Regions from separate parts of the Homo sapiens genome. Here region 2 is linked to region 1. The links are chromatin loops, found by intact Hi-C in ENCODE. Cell type or tissue: Calu3. All regions are shown on one strand.

Evidence for each region. Peaks named below come from ENCODE experiments on the same cell type or tissue, not always from the same donor. Only the 100,000 strongest peaks of a DNase experiment are listed, where the experiment ranks them.
Region 2: it touches region 1 in a loop (6-fold over the local background); 3 of 110 quality-filtered maps call a loop at or near these places.

The regions. Positions count from the first base shown.
Region 1 is chr11:5,888,461-5,896,460 of GRCh38, forward strand. It overlaps OR52E5 (olfactory receptor family 52 subfamily E member 5), which reads left to right and starts at 4,748. Exons shown (of 3, transcript NM_001005166.5): 1 at 4,748-4,810; 2 at 7,172-7,253. The region is part of intron 2 of LOC112268071 (a long non-coding RNA gene); the gene reads right to left. In Calu3, no CTCF peak of the experiment used is centred here; no DNase peak of the experiment used is centred here.
Region 2 is chr11:6,349,537-6,357,536 of GRCh38, forward strand. No RefSeq gene overlaps it. Among named protein-coding and RNA genes, the nearest start is that of CAVIN3, 33 kb to the left of the region's middle. In Calu3, a CTCF peak has its summit at 4,056 (motif pointing left); a DNase peak (open chromatin) is centred at 3,995.

The DNA of each region.
Region 1 (8,000 bases):
ATTCGAAGACTATGCCATTTTCCATAAACCTTGCTCACCCCGTCAAGCAATCCTTCTCCTTAGGAACCCTTTATGCATCACACGGTATTCTACAGAATATGGAAACCAGCCTAGCTCATAGACTCTTATGGGATAGTAAGTGTGAGAATATTAATGCTGTTTATCTCTAACTTTATGTTACCCACCAGCACTTTGGGAACAGACATAATTCAGTGTAACTGAAAATAAACTTCCATGAAGTTCAATTCAGATACAGTATCTTCTTGAATATGTTCCAACATTGCTCCATTCAATTGGTTTATTGATCCATAACTCCTATATCAGTCAGAGCCTTGCTATATTATCCTGGTTTCCCAAAAAAACCTTTTTAAAATTCCAGATGCCTGCAGACTTTTCCATTTTTCTGGTGCCAAATTTGAAGAAAATTCTCAACAGTTTTCCAAAGTGATTTCACCATTTTACACTTCTACCAACAAAATATGAAAATCCCAATTGCTCGACATTCCCACCAACATTTGGTGTTGTCAGTCATTTGAATTTAGCTACTCTAGTGAGTAAAAAGCATTATCCCATTGCAGTTTTAATTTTTATTTCTCTAATAACTAATAATGATGTCAAGTATATTTTTAGCTCTTATGGGCCATTTTAAAATATTCGCTTGTGAAGTATCTATTATTCTTTTCCAACAACTACAAAATTAGCTACTTTGAGATATATTTGAATGTAGTTCAAAAGTCTTAAGAAATTAGAATCCAAAGATAAAACTACCTATTTCAAAATAAACAATAAGAGCAGTAAATTTTACCTATACTTATACATGTTTCTATATACACATGGATATTTATAAATATACAGATGATCCTTGATTTACAATGTTTTAATTGGACAATTTTTTGACTTTAGAATAGTTTGAGTATATGCATTCAGTACTTTCCTTGACTTACAATGGAATAAAGCCAAGATCAACCCCTGGTAAGGTGTCTGTAATACCATTGTTATTACTAACAATGTCATGTCTCTTGAAGACAATCTAGATCTTCTTACCTCTTGCATTTCCAAATTCCATTTATTTCATGCTAATTGCATCATTACTTTGGATGCTGCATTATCCATTGTCCTGCTCAAGAATAATGCCTTCAAAATATTGAACAATATTTTCAATGGATTTGTTTCTTTTTTAATTTTTATGGATACACAGTAAGTGCATATATTTATGGAGTACATGAGATGTTTTGATACAAGCATGAAATGTGTAATAACCACATCATAATCCAGCAATCCCACTGCTGGGTATACAAACAAAAGGAAGAAAATCAATATATAGAAGAGATATCAGCACTCCAGTGTTTGTTGCAGCACTGTTTACAATAGCTAAGATTTGGAAGCAACCTAAATGTCCATCAACAGATGAATGGATAAAGAAAATGTGGTACATATATACAACGGAGTACTATTCAGCCATAAAATATTTTCAAATTATCATGGGTTTATTGCAGCATAACCCCATTGTAAGTTAAGGAGCATCTATATATAATATCATATATTATGTATTGTATATTATTACATGTGATAAAAGTAAGTTTAAATAGAAGAATCTACAGGAAAATCTAAGGCTGCTTATTGGCAATATTAGTGAAGGTTCTAGAAAGCATAGTTAGCAAACTCAAGCTGACCCCTTAAACTAAGACAAATATATAGGCACAGTTTAGAAATTCCACAAGAGACTATAAGGATAGTAAGTGTGGGAATGTTTACTCTGGGGTCCAAAGAGGAGAAGGAGTTCCTGGCATCTGGAGGCCCAGAGAGCATTGCAGATAGAAGTTGCAATTTATTTGGAGGTACTCACAGAGCCCGTGGTGACCTGCAGGTCACCTGCAATGAAGGAGCAGGTGGGAACCAGAATAAATATCTCGACCTCACTCACTTCCCCCTCACCTGCTGGTGCTTCCTATTTTCTGAACCCAAGCAGATTCTATGGGACAAAAGAGGCTATTGATACAGTACATAGTCATGAATCTCTTAGGACACAGAGTATAGAATGGACCTAGAGAGGCCGAAAGGAGATCTCCAGCACATTGGCCCACATAAACAAAGGGCTGGAGGAAAATTCTGAACAAACATGAGGCGGCCAATATTTTTATATATTCTCCTTTCAATTACTATTGTGTGCTATTTATTTCAGTATTTATTTATTTGTAGCATTAGATACTCTCCTTTTTGTTCTCAGAATCCTCTTAGAATCATTTTGAATTTTTTTGTATTCTTTTAGACAGCCCAAGAATTATAATGCTGATAAAAAATCATTTGGACTAATATACTGTGAAATATAATCTAGTATGTTTGCACTGAGAATTGAAATGAGAATAAAAAAGTAATGGAATAATCACCAGGCATATTCTTAGTTTTCTCATAATTTTAGAGTATTCTCTCTGTAAGGCCAAAAGTAAAATGAAAGAACATTTTATATGCTAGGGGTATTCTTCTATGTGGTTTATAAGATTCATGGGTATTAAGGAAAACTTTGGGCTTTCCAAAGCTTTAATTAATATTGTAATTCAAAAAGATCAATATGATAATGCATAGTAAGATATATCCAATTTTATAGGAAACATTAGAAATAATCAAGAAAAGTCACTAACTTTTCATCCTTTACATTCTTTTATTGTAAAAGAAATCAAAGCTCCCTGAAGAAATGATTTTGAACTCAGAGGTATACAAATAGAGATATAACAAAAATATCTTGAAAACTTAGTTAGCACAATAGCTCATGTTCAAGAAATGTAGCTGATTTGACTTTCACGTATACATAATGCTCAAATGGCACTTGCTGATTTAGCCTGTATTTAATGAGCATCTAATTATTATGTTGTCTAATTCATATCAGGAGCTCAATAAAAGAAGGTTGAATCAAGGAACATTGGCTTGTAGGATGAGCATGACTGACATCTAGTGGTAAAAATAAATACTTTTTTGTAAAATTTATTTATTTATTTTGTAATTTCAACTCTTAGATTTAGGGGCTACATGTGTGGGTTTGTGACATGGGTAGATTGTGTGATTCTGAAGTTTGGGGTATGAATGATCCCATCACCCACTGATATGGTTAGGCTCTGTGTTCCCACCCAAATCTCATCTTGAATTGTCCGCATAATCCCCACATTAGGGTTGGGACCTGTTGGGAGGTGATTGGATTGCAGGGTTGGTTTCCCCCATGCTGTTCTCATGATAGTGAGTTATCATGAGATCTGATGTTTTTTTAAGTGTTTGACAGCTCCCCCTGCACGGGCATTCTCTTTCTCTCTCACCTGCTGCCCTGTAAGATGTGCCTCTTCCCCTTCCGCCATGACTGTTAAGTTTACTGAGGCCTTCCCAGCCATGTGGAACTGTAAGTCAATTAAATCTCTTTTCTTTATAAATGACCCAGCCTCAGATATTTACTTATAGCAACGTGAAAATGAACTAATATACGCAGGTGGTAAGCATATTACCCTATAAGTAGTTTTTCAACCCTTGTCCTCGGCCTCTCTCCCACCTTTAGTAGTCCCCAGTGTCTGCTGTTCCCATCTTTATGTCCATGTGTACCAATAAATACATTTCCTGAACAAATAAATGACAGTCATTTAAATGAACAATCTAATGAACTAAAAAGGTAAATAACTTTTTCTACTGAATATTTATTTATGTTATTGAACACCAAAAATTCTACTTCAAATAAGGAATAGAAATAATGTCCATTTAATAATATTTAGATATATTGTCAAACACTCTGCTGTTCTAGTCAAATGCATGATCTCACTTACTCTGAAAAAAAAAGTGTGAAATGTGTTTTGTCATTTCCGTCAGCCTTGTGAATCTATAAGAAGGAACAAGAAGCTGATAGAGGTTAAGAAATGTTTTCCCAGCTACAGAATCTAAGAAAAAAATATTTAAATTTATGTTGCCTAACTCCAAAGTGTTAACTTCAGAGATAATGTTGTAAAAGATTTGTGAAAATGCATAGCCAGTGTTAATGTATTAATTAATTTCTAACAAGTAAGTGTTGAGCACCTTCCAGACATTACCTTATTATACTGTTACAATATTGATATAATTTTTTCTCATTTTCCATTTGAGAAAACCAAGACTTAGAATGGCAAATGTAATTGAACAAGATCACAGAATAAGAGAATCAAAAGATCATGTTCTTAATCTGTAGGTTAAACTGCTTTTCTTTCTGTATATATATATATTCATTTTGATATTTCTATTAATATTATGTATCGTGTTAGATGCATTACACACTCACAAAAATCATGGAATGTAATTCTTGTAACAGATATATCTCATGAATTGGAAACTGAAGTTAGAATTCTATCTCTGCCATTTATTAATGTACATATATTTCAGAGATGACTTTAAGGCGATGCTGGGTTCCTTCTTACAGGGCTCTTTTCTTGCCTCTCTGTCAAGAGTAACTAATCACCTGATACCACAGTCAGATTTAAGGTGTAAGTGTGAGGTCATTATGCCTCTAACTGAATAGACCCCTGGGACCTGTGCAGGGAATGTACCCACTAGAGGATGCACAGATCATCAGCAAGCAGAAGGTATCTCTGACAAGATAACCTAGAGCCCTATCCTCAGGAGTAGGGAAATTTTCTGTTTTCTCTCCAGGTCCAGTGACACAGCCCACACTTTAGGGAAGCCCTTCCCAGGGGACAAGAATTCTCATATAACTCCTTGGCTCTGAATAGTAAGAACTATGTCGCATACAGGTTGCAGTCTGGGGTATCCGGTCCTTCACAGACAATTTCTCAGATGCGGGGCAGAGGTAGGTGAGTCAGCTCCTGGTTATGCTGAAAGAGGGTCCTCAATGACAGTAACTAAAGTGATTTGTGGGATGATGGAGCTCCAGTGACTCGGCCAGAGTCTCTGTAGATAGGGCCATCTTCTAAGGAAGTAGCAAGAGAAAGAGATAGTAGTTAAGAAAAACCCAAATTCATAGCTGTAGTCAAGAACAGACTATTACTTAAGGACATGATAAAGGAAGAAAAGCAGTAAACAAACTTCAAAGAGCATTCTGAGAGTTAAAGGAAAAGAGAAGGATAAGTGTTTTAAAATTAAAAAAAAAAGAGCATTTCATGAAGATGAGAAGGATGTTAACAGATCATTCCCTGGTTATAGCTGTGTGGTCTGCTTTTCAAGACCTATGCACCTATGACTAGTTGTTAGGAATCTCAGATGCTGAAACCTCAAATTTTCACCCGTCCCTGGAATTGCCCTCAGATCCAAGGAACTGCCTCATCTGAGGTCATGTCGCATCACACAGTGTGGCCCATTGCCAACAACTAGATAATATAGAAATACAAAAAAAATAAAAAAGGCTTACTTTTTTTGTGTGTGTGGGACAACTTAGAGAGATCAAACCATCTCCAGAGCTTCATATCGTATCATTTGAGGCTTCAGATGTAACTACATGATAAAGAAGTTTGTCTTCTGATCCAATCCTACCTTCCTGGCTTCTTTATAAGCATATTTTCCCAGAGCCTTTCTCAAAAATCTTTCTGCCCGCCATTCTCTATCTCAGATATGTTTTTAGGAATTCAATCTAAAATACTATATATAACAATAGGGAAGATTATTATTTGCACTCAACTTTCAATAGCCATTTGTGGATCCTGGCATTAAAAAAATCATGTTATCATGGAGATAAATATGACACTAGTTTTGCCTTCAAAGAAATTATAACCTAGTGGTAGATATTCGCCAGTGGTTCTCAAATTGGAATAAGCATCAGAATCACCTGGAGGGCTTTTTAACAGATTACTGGACCCCTCTTCAAGAGCTTCTGATTAAGGTGGTCTTAGTTAGTGTCCAAGAAATGTCATTTATAACAAGTTACCAGGTGATGCTGATGCTATTGGTCCAGGGAACTCATTTTGAAAACCGCTGATAACTCACGTAACAGAAAGATAGATTGGCCTTTGGAAAAATAGGAAAAAAAAGAATGGATAATCTTGAAATAAGCAGATTGAGGCAGGCTATGTAGATTGTATGTTAATAAATCTAGGCTATGTACTATAGTGGTGACTAAAGCTAGACAGGAAAGTCTCCTCATAAGAGGAAATATGAAGAAAGACATAGAGAAGAAAGCATGCAGAAAGTTTGAAGTGCAGTTTGACTGCAGTGTGGAGATGATAATACTGTAAAGATAGGTTAAAATTAATGTTTAAGATTCTTCACTGCATTTTATGGAATAAAGACTTTTTTCATAAGGATATGGAGCACTACTGAAATTTTATTCTTATGGCTCAGGGGTCGGTGCCCTTTTTCTATAAAGAGAGAGAGAGTTAATATTTTTAATATTTTCCTGCCATGAGATCTCAGTCACAACTCCTCAGATCTTCCATTGTAGATTAAAAGCAGCCACAGACAATACATAAATGAATGAGAATAATTTTGCCCCAATAAAATTTAATTTACAAAAACAAATGGTGGGCCAGATTTGGTCCATGGGCCATAGTTTGTGTTCTCAGAAAATACTTATGATAATCTGATTTCAAAAATTATTTTAATTGCGGACTCAATGTAAAGAAAAGATTGCTTTAGACTTTGAGTGTAGAAATGTTTTACTTCACTGACAAGAGAACCACTACACATTTTTTTCAGTTGTTGTGTTTAATTATGAAAAGATTGCTAAGGCCATGGTGAATTAAATGGCTGTGACAATGTCAGGAAATTCAAAGTCCTACACCAAAATTACTTTAAGTGAACAATACAATTCTCCAAAGCTAATATTTTAGAAAATAAAATTCTTGTAACAAGCACTGTCTTAAGGTGAAAAATAATAGCTGTTGGATTTGAAATTGCATATCACAAAAGAAAAGCTGGATTTATATTCACAGGAAACAGTGAAAATATAAAATTAAACATAAATTTTGTTCCTTTGGCTGATTTTTCTCCATTGCACTCTTAATTCTACCAAATTTAGGTATTCTTTATTCTTCCTTATTTCAGTGACAGATTAAATAATTTAGCTCTGTACTTTAATTTTTCTGCAAACAAAATTCTCTATAGCTTATTCATTAATACAATTAATCATATTGTGATATATAACCTCTATTTTTTAATCTTTGTAAATAGCCATGAATAAATTTAATGTTTTAAGCTAATCATTGTATTCCACCATTAGCAGGATGATCATCTTATTGGCATTTATGGTTGACCCCTGCGGAAGCATTACATTGGAGGAAACACAATAACTGAAAAACCAAGTAAGACAATTTGGTAATAATTCAGATGAACAATGTTAGTCTATGTATATCAGTGAAAACAGAAATAGGCCAGGTGTGGCGGCTTACGCCTGTAATCCCACCACTTTGATAGGCTGAGGCAGGCAGATCAGCTGAGGTCATGAGTTCAAGGCCAGCCTGGCCTTGTCTCTACTAAAAATACAAAAATTAGCCGGGCGTGGTGGTGGGCACCTGTAATCCTAGCTACTCAGGAAGGTGAGGCAGGAGAATCGCTTCTACCCAAGTGGTGGAGGTTGCAGTGAGCTGAGATTGTGCCAGTGTACTCCAGCCTGGGAAACAGAGAGAGACTCCATCTCAAAAAGAAGAAAGAAAAAGAAAGAAAAGAAAAGTAGAAAAACTAAAATGTAGGTAGGAATATAAATAGAGATTTTAAAAACAGAACAGGGTATAATAATCAGAGAAGACTTTGGGAGGCTGAGGCGAGCAGATCACGAGGTCAGGAGATCAAGACATCAAGACCATCCTGGCTAACATGGTGAAACCTCGTCTCTACTAAAAAAAAAAAAAAAAAAAAAAAAATTAGCCGGGCGTGGTGGCAGGCACCTGTAGTCCCAGCTACTCAGGAGGCTGAGGCAGGAGAATGGCGTGAACCCGAGAGGTGGAGCTTGCAGTGAGCTGAGATAGCACCACTGCACTCCAACCTGGGCGACAGAGTGGGACACTGTGTCAAAAAAAAAAAAAAAAAATCAGAGAAGAAGAAAAAATTTG
Region 2 (8,000 bases), 460 kb after region 1:
TGAAGAACACAGTTCAATCCACTGTAGGTCCCATAATGAAATCAATGAATGGCATGGACATTGGTTCTTTGCCTTACTTCTTTTTCTATGAAAAATTTCTTGACAGAGCTGTGATACATTAACTGTAAAAATGGACCCTGGCCGGGTGCTGTGGCTCACGCCTGTAATCCCAGCACTTTGGGAGGCTGAGGTGGGCGGATCAGAAGGTCAGGAGATCCAGACATTCCTGGCTAACACAGTGAAACCCCATCTCTACTAAAAATACAAAAAAAGGTCAGGAGATCCAGACATTCCTGGCTAACACAGTGAAACCCCATCTCTACTAAAAATACAAAAAAAAAATAGCCAGGCGTGGTGGCGAGCACCTGTAGTCCCAGCTACGCTGGAGGCTGAGGCAGGAGAATGGTGAGAACCCGGGAGGCGGAGCTTGCAGTGAGCTGAGATCGCTCCACTGCACTCCAACCTGGGCAACAGAGCAAGACTCAGTCTCAAAAAAAAAAAAAAAAAGACCCTATGCTTCCCCTGCCTCCCTGTATCCATACTTTTTGAAATGTGACTTTTCAATCCTTCCATCAAGAAAGTCTGTTTCCTCACACACTGAATCTAGACTGGCCTTATGGTTTGCTTTGGCCAATAGAATGCAGCAGAAGTGTCATCATACTATTTCTGAATGTATGCTTCAAACTTCTGGTCTCTCTTTTGGAAACCTGACCCTGCCATGTAAATAACACCAGGGTAACTTGATGCTTGATGAGACACATGTCCCAGTCTCCCATGTCACCCAGCCATCAGCCAGCCAACCACCAGACATGTGAGTGAGGCCATCCTAGACCAGTCAACCTGCAGCTGATCAACATGGTGACCCACAGATTCATGGGCAATAATATATGGTTACTGTTTTAAGCCACTATGTTTTGGGATGGCTTGTTATGCAGCATTAAATAACTGATAACAAGATATAACAGTATATATGACTCCATGACAATACATAAGACTTTCAGTAAGTTCGCAGATGTCAGTGCTGGCAGGAGTGTGACAAATGGAGAAGTAACACCCAAATTCAGAATAAGTGTCTATTCCAATGAGGACAAATGTCTGTCACCTATGTAATGAAACATGCCTAAAAACAATCTAGCTGGTAGCATTAGCTGGCTGATCCCATTAAATTATGGTCTCATAATATGGATTAAGAGTTTGTCACTGTTAATTGGCAATTTGCATATTTGGCTGTGGCAGTAGCCAAATAAGACACAGCCAAGAGAATTCTATTATGAGCCAAAACCTAGTTAACATTCCGAATCTCATTGCCAATTTATTCATGAAGCCATTGGGCAAAAACTGGGAAGTTTAGGGAAGAAGACTTGATTGATGTATCAGATGCATCCTTTGGTCCCAACCCGCATCTTCTTGGCTTATCTTTTTCTCCAGCCAGTTGATCAGGAAGCAGGATGGCAACCAGCCTCCTGTAGAGGGAATCTGTCAGCAGCCTGACTCAACTTCACTTTTTGCCTAGGGCACACTCCTGCATACACAACCTCAAACTGTGAGGCAGCTAACACCCAAGAGGCAACCCTTGACTAAGGAGGGGTAAGGCCAGGAGATACACAAATGCAGGCCAGGCATGGTGGCTGTACCTATAATCCCAGGACTTTGGGAGGCTTAAGTGGGAAGATCACTTAAGCCTGGTAATTCAAAATTACAGTGAGCTATAGTCACTGCACTCCGGCCTAGGCGACAGAGCAGGAGGACCTTGTCTAAATAAATAAATAAATGGAACATCTTACACTTATTCTCATAAGATCCAGCAGATAGAGCTCAGTTGCTCACAAAAGTGATTAACTCCAATATATGCCTTGCATTAGCTCTTCCCACTCTGACAAAATCACCAGACACCACCCAGAAATCAGTGTAAACCTGTCCCCAGGAAAGGTGTTATTCCCGGAAGGATGAAAGTTGGGCTTCCCTTCCCTCTGGCCATTTCTGTCTGGTAGCTGTGTCCTATGCAGAGCTATCTGCAAATCAGGCTTGAGTCTTCTCTTCTGTCAACAGGGCCTGGATGGAAATTGAGGGAGGGTGGCATGAGCTCTCATTCATTTTAATGGCTGCATAATATTTCATTATAAGGAATATTTAATCACATTTTATGTAACTAATTCATGGTATTTTTGTTGCTACAACAAAGCTGCTATGAATACCCCTCAAGTAGCCCCTCCATCACCTCAAAAAATGAAAATAATCCAGTGGAAGAAACTGACGTTAAGCTAGTAATTATGAAAATAGTGACTTCATTATAATTGTGATCTATGAAAGAAAAGTACTAAATGCTGTGACAGTACATTATACATAGACCTAACCTCATGGACTTGAGGGTGAGTCATAAAAAACTACCCTGAGGAAACGACATTTAAGTTAAGATTCAAAAGACAAGTATAAGTTAATCAGGTCAGTGGGTAGGAGGGAGGTGCGGATGAGGCAGAAGGAGCCAGCATGTGTGAAGGTGTCAGCTGGAATGTGCATCAGCATGGCAGCACACACACAAGTGCACAAGGCAAGAAAGATTAGCCCTTTGGGGAGTTGTCAGCACTGCAGCACATATACAAGGGCACACAGACGAGAAAGGTTAGCACTTTGGGGAGTTGTCAGCAGTGTACCACATAGAAAAGTGCACACAGGCAAGGAAGGTTAGCACTTTGGGGAGTTGCCAGCAGTCCTACCTGCCTGATCTTTAGAATGAGGTGGAGAAAGGTTGATGCAACTGTGAAGTACACAATAGGGAGCCGCTGGAGGATTTTAAGGAAGGATTTCCTAAATCTCACTCTGGAGGGGAATCTGGAGAGAGAAAAGGTTTAACATAGGAAAACCAGGCAGGGGACAGAACTAGCTGTGTGGTCTTAGACAAATCATGTAGCCTCTGTGAGCTCCAGTTGCCTCATCCGAAAATAGGGGTAATATTTCCTACCTTAGAGAGTGCTGTTATGATTATTGAGATAAAGTATTACAGATGTTAAATGTTTAATAAATGTTAACATTTATTATTTTTCTACATTCCTCGTTCTCCCTTACTTTTCATGTCTATTTTGACACAAAATCCTGCTCATCCTCCCTCCTAAACACCCCTCAGATCTGTTTTCTTTTCTGCAACATCCTTCTTTATTTAACTCTCATAAATTCTAACTTGGTTGCCTAGTTGGGTCTCTGCCTGCAGTCCATCCCTCCTCTAATTACAACTTGGCTACCAAAGTAATTAAACAGAAACCAGAATATTTCATCTGCCTGTAGAAAATTCTCCTGATTTTTTATCCGTTTAAGAACCACGACCAAAGCCTTAAATTAAATATGGGTATAAGATTCTTAATGATCTTCCCCCATATCTATATGTCATTCCTCCTCCTCACCATCCTCCCAGCCCACCCCTATAGTGTTCCATATTTCCTAGATGTTTTGGACCGCATGGAGATCCCTTGACACCCCAGGCTCTCTCACACACCCCACATCCTTACTCACACATTTGCTCCTGCCCCAGATACCTTCCCTCATGTGTGCCTCACAAACAAAATCCCTGTTCATGCTTTGAGACCCTGTTTCAATGTCACCTCTTCCTCCTCACACTTTCACAACCTCCTTAAACTGTATATTCAGACCTTCCCTGGGCCTCCAAAGCATTGTGCATATCCTTGTTCTTCAATCCTTATCACATTTATTGTAATTATTTTATTTATATTAATTTTCACCTCTGACACCATGAGCTTCTAAAAATAGTGACCTTGCTTAATCACCCTTGTATCCTCAGCACCTAACTCAAATTCTATCATATATTGGATGTACACTTGCTGGAAAAAAAAACGTATGAATGAATCCAACATAAAAAGTCACAGTGCATTTGGAACTAGTTGGTCTGTGATAACAGGATTTGGCCTCTAGGTGGCTGTGCTTAGGGGATCTAAGCTGTCAAGCCTGATTCTCCCCTGACTCCAGGGAATCTGGTCAGAAGGGCAACTAATTTCCTCTCTCACTTCTCACCTGCTTGCACTTGGGACCCACCTTGGGACCTAAGCCAGCTGCCCCCTCCACATGTGAGGTTGCAGTGCCATCTACTGGTATCTAGAAGACCTGCAGGTCAGGCCGAAGGAGGAAGAGGGAGGAAGAATTAAGGACCACTGTGGTTTAACCCTGCCGTGAAATCTCAGCTACCAGATCCCACATTGGGCAGTTTGTCCCACCTATGTGAGCCCATGCTTGCTAGGGAAAGCCCCTCATTTATACTTCCCGTTGACCGAATACCCTCAGTCATGTCTCAGTGTCCAGAGCCCTTTCTTCAACCCTCTGAGAGCCAGGGACCCCACCCTCAGTTTCATCAGGAGCTGGTCACCCTAAGTCAGTGACACAAGCATCCTCCTTGTCCCTCTCAGTAATAGAGCCTCTCACTCAGAAACCTCTGATCACCTGTAAGAATTTGTGACAGGACCCTCTCCTTCAGGCTTTGGTGACCAGATGTCTCCACCCAGGCCCTTAGTAAGTAGGGCCCTTGACTCAGACCCCTCAGTGATCAGGGATTTTTCCACAGGTCCCCAATGACCAGAGCATCATGTTTAGGCTCGTCATGGACCAGAGCCTACCCTCACCCCAGTTTTCAGTAACTAAGGACCTTCTCTGAGACACCTCAACAACAGTGCCTCAGCTCAGCCCCCTCAGTGACCACAGTCTCCTTCACAGGCCTCCCAGGGACCCTCACTCAGGCCCCTCAGTAACCAGGGTCCTCACTGAGCCCATCAATGATTGGGGTCCTCACTCTGCTTCTCCGTGAGCTGAGGACTCAGATTTCTCTAGTTTTCATTCAAGTTTCATTGACAGGAACCCTCCCTCAGACCCCTCATCAGGGATGGATTCTTCAATAAGCTGATAAGAAAGAGCTATGGCATTATGAAAGCAGAAACCACAAAACAGGAAAACAAATTTTTAAAGAATTCAATATTTGCAAAAGGCCATCAGTATGACCATCGTGGGATACATTTTATTAACTTTCTTTGTATTTATTTTATGGCCTATACCATTTTGTTTTGAATAACATGTAGAAACCAAACATAATCTTTAATGTGTTTAGACCTTTAACAGTCTTGATCAGCCCCATTCCTCAGGGACCCTGACCATCACTAAGAGCTGCATGACCAAAGGTCTTTAATTAAGGCCTAGTGAGCATAACAAGAACTGGGCAGGTCCCCTCAGGCCACCCAACTGTCTTCCGCTTCCCTCTCTCTGCTCCCCTGAGAAGCCTCTTATCTCCAGGGCTCTGCCTTCTGCTCCATCCCTGTGCCCTTTGTCCAGAGAGGGGCCACAGCTGCGCCCAGGTCTCATGAGGAGGAGTGGGCCCTGCTGGGCTAATTGGTGCAATCCCAGGGTTGTCCCCCAAAAGGCCGGCTTTGGCCACTCCAGCCCCAGCCCACATACATCAGGGATGATTAGCAATAACCCTCCAAAATGTTTCTGCCACACACTAATCCACATGAACAGTGTAACGTAAACAAACCAGCTTCCACTTTTACCCCAAATCCTCTGGGAACTTAGTACAGGGTCTAAAGTAAATACAAATTACAGGAAAACTTGGTGGCCAGATATAGGAAATTGTGATTCACCATCCCTATTCCTGTTCCCCCTCTTCCCAGAGCCATTTTTTCCTCTGTTTTAACTCATGCTGGGCTCCCTGCATTTGAGCTGCCCATGGAGTTCCTTTAAACATTAACCACTGTTCTTGTTTGCCAGCTGCCCCTAAGGCCTGTTTTTCCATCTACAAACAGAACCTTCAGCATTAAGGCCTTTTTTCAGAAGAAAAACCAAAACCATCCCATTAATCAAAAGCATAACAAGTCAGCCATTCAGTCAATGCATTCATTATTCATTCATTCATTCATTCATTCATTCATTCTTACCACACATCCTTATTGAGCTCCCCTGCGTATTGAGCCTTGTGCAAGGTATTGGGGAAACAACAGTGTATAAAATAGAATTCATCACTTTGGGAGGCCAAGGTGGGTAGCTCACGGGGTCAGGAGTTCAAGACCAGCCTGGCTAAGATGGTGAAACCCCGTCTCTACTAAAAATACAAAAAATTAGCTGGGCATGGTGGCGGACGCCTGTAATCCCAGTTACTCAGGAGGCTGAGGCAGAGAATTGCTTGAACCCAGGAAGCAGAGGTTGCAGTGAGCCGAGATCGTGCCACTGCACTCAAGCCTGGGCAACAGAGTGAGACTCTGTCTCAAAAAAAAAAAAATATATATATATATATAATTTATATATATATATAATTTATATATATAATTTATATATATATAATTCATATATATATAATTTATATATAATTCATATATATATAATTTATATATATAATTCATATATATATAATTTATATATATAATTCATATATATATATGAATTATATATATAATTCATATATATATAATTTATATATATATAATTCATATATATATATAAAATTCATGTCCTTGTGAAACTCACCTCCAATTAGGAGACACAGCTGTTAGACAAACTGTATGATTATTTATTTAATAGAAAATGTGATACATAGCCGGGCGTGGTGGCTTATGCCTGTAATCCCAGCACTTTGGGAGGCCAAGGCAGATGGATCACCTGAGGTCAGGAATTAGAGACCAGCCTGACCAACAAGGTGAAACCCCATCTCTAGTAAAAATACAAAAAAAAAAAAATTAGCTGGTCGTGGTGGCACGTGCCTGTAGTCCGAGCTACTCAGGAGGCTGAGACAGGAGAATTGCTCGAACCCGGGAGACGGAGGTTGTGGTGAGCCGAGATCGTGCCACTGCACTCCAGCCTGGGCTATCGAGCAAGACACCGTCTCAAAAAAAAAAAAGAAAGAAGGAAAATGTGATATATACTACAAAGGAGATGGACTTAATATTTGTTTAGGCCTGCGCTACATGCTCTGGGTGCTATAAAATAAGTGGATAAGGGATAAATCTACTGTCAAATATTCAAAATCGATGTGGAGAGCCAACCCAGAGGTCCTGCTAGGGAGGGGAGAGTTAAAAGAAACCTCTCAGTCTCCAGTTCTTGAGAATATCTCAAAGACTCTTGAGGACTGGAAAAAAACAGAAGTGTTGAGTAAAGACGTCCAGAAAACAGGGCCAAGGTGTCAGGGGTGACATATTGGACTAGCACCAACAGGTCAAACAAGAAGGCAAACTGTGTTTATAAAATGTTGCAGAGTGCTGCTGGTGGGCTGGCCAGAGATTGGAAGACAGGAAAGGCAGAATTTCTTCGAGTCAGAGCAAGGGGCATACAGGCTTCACGGCAAAGTGGATTTGTTCACTCATTTGTTTAATCATTACCTCTTGATTAATGTTAGGCACTGTGCTGGATGCTAAAGATACAGTAATTAACAGAAAAGTTTATTTGTGAAAACAGACATGTAAACAGATACACAATAAGCCCCAATAACTGCTATTAAAAATACATGCATGAGGCTTAACAGTGACACACTAAGTTACCCCTATAATAATGTCCCCATCACTAACTGGGGAGAAGAGGGAGTGGCATCACAGCCAGCTCTCAGGAATTGCTTCTCCAAAACCTTTGCTACACGTGCACCCAGCAGTGGTAGGAAGATTGCTAACACACCAATTGTCATGTCATTTTCAAGTCATCGTATTGCATTGAAATGTAATAGTTATTTTTGCCATTGGCTTTGATTTCCTTCCAAAATTCTTCCAGGGTTTCGATAAAATTGGGTTTAACCTTTGAGAGTGCGTATGAATATGGTTGTCATCCATTGTGTGTGGGTGGTGGAGAAAAGATTGAGAATGGCCGCCGTGCACGGCTGAGGATGAGTCACAATCTTTAGACCAGAAAGGGAGCTGAGTGGGAGGCCTGGCAGGAGAGAGTCGCAAGTATGAATCGGGGCTTTTGGCCCTGAGGCAATAATGATGTCACGCCATCTCTCCAATGTGGCCTCCCAGTGAGATGTCCTGATC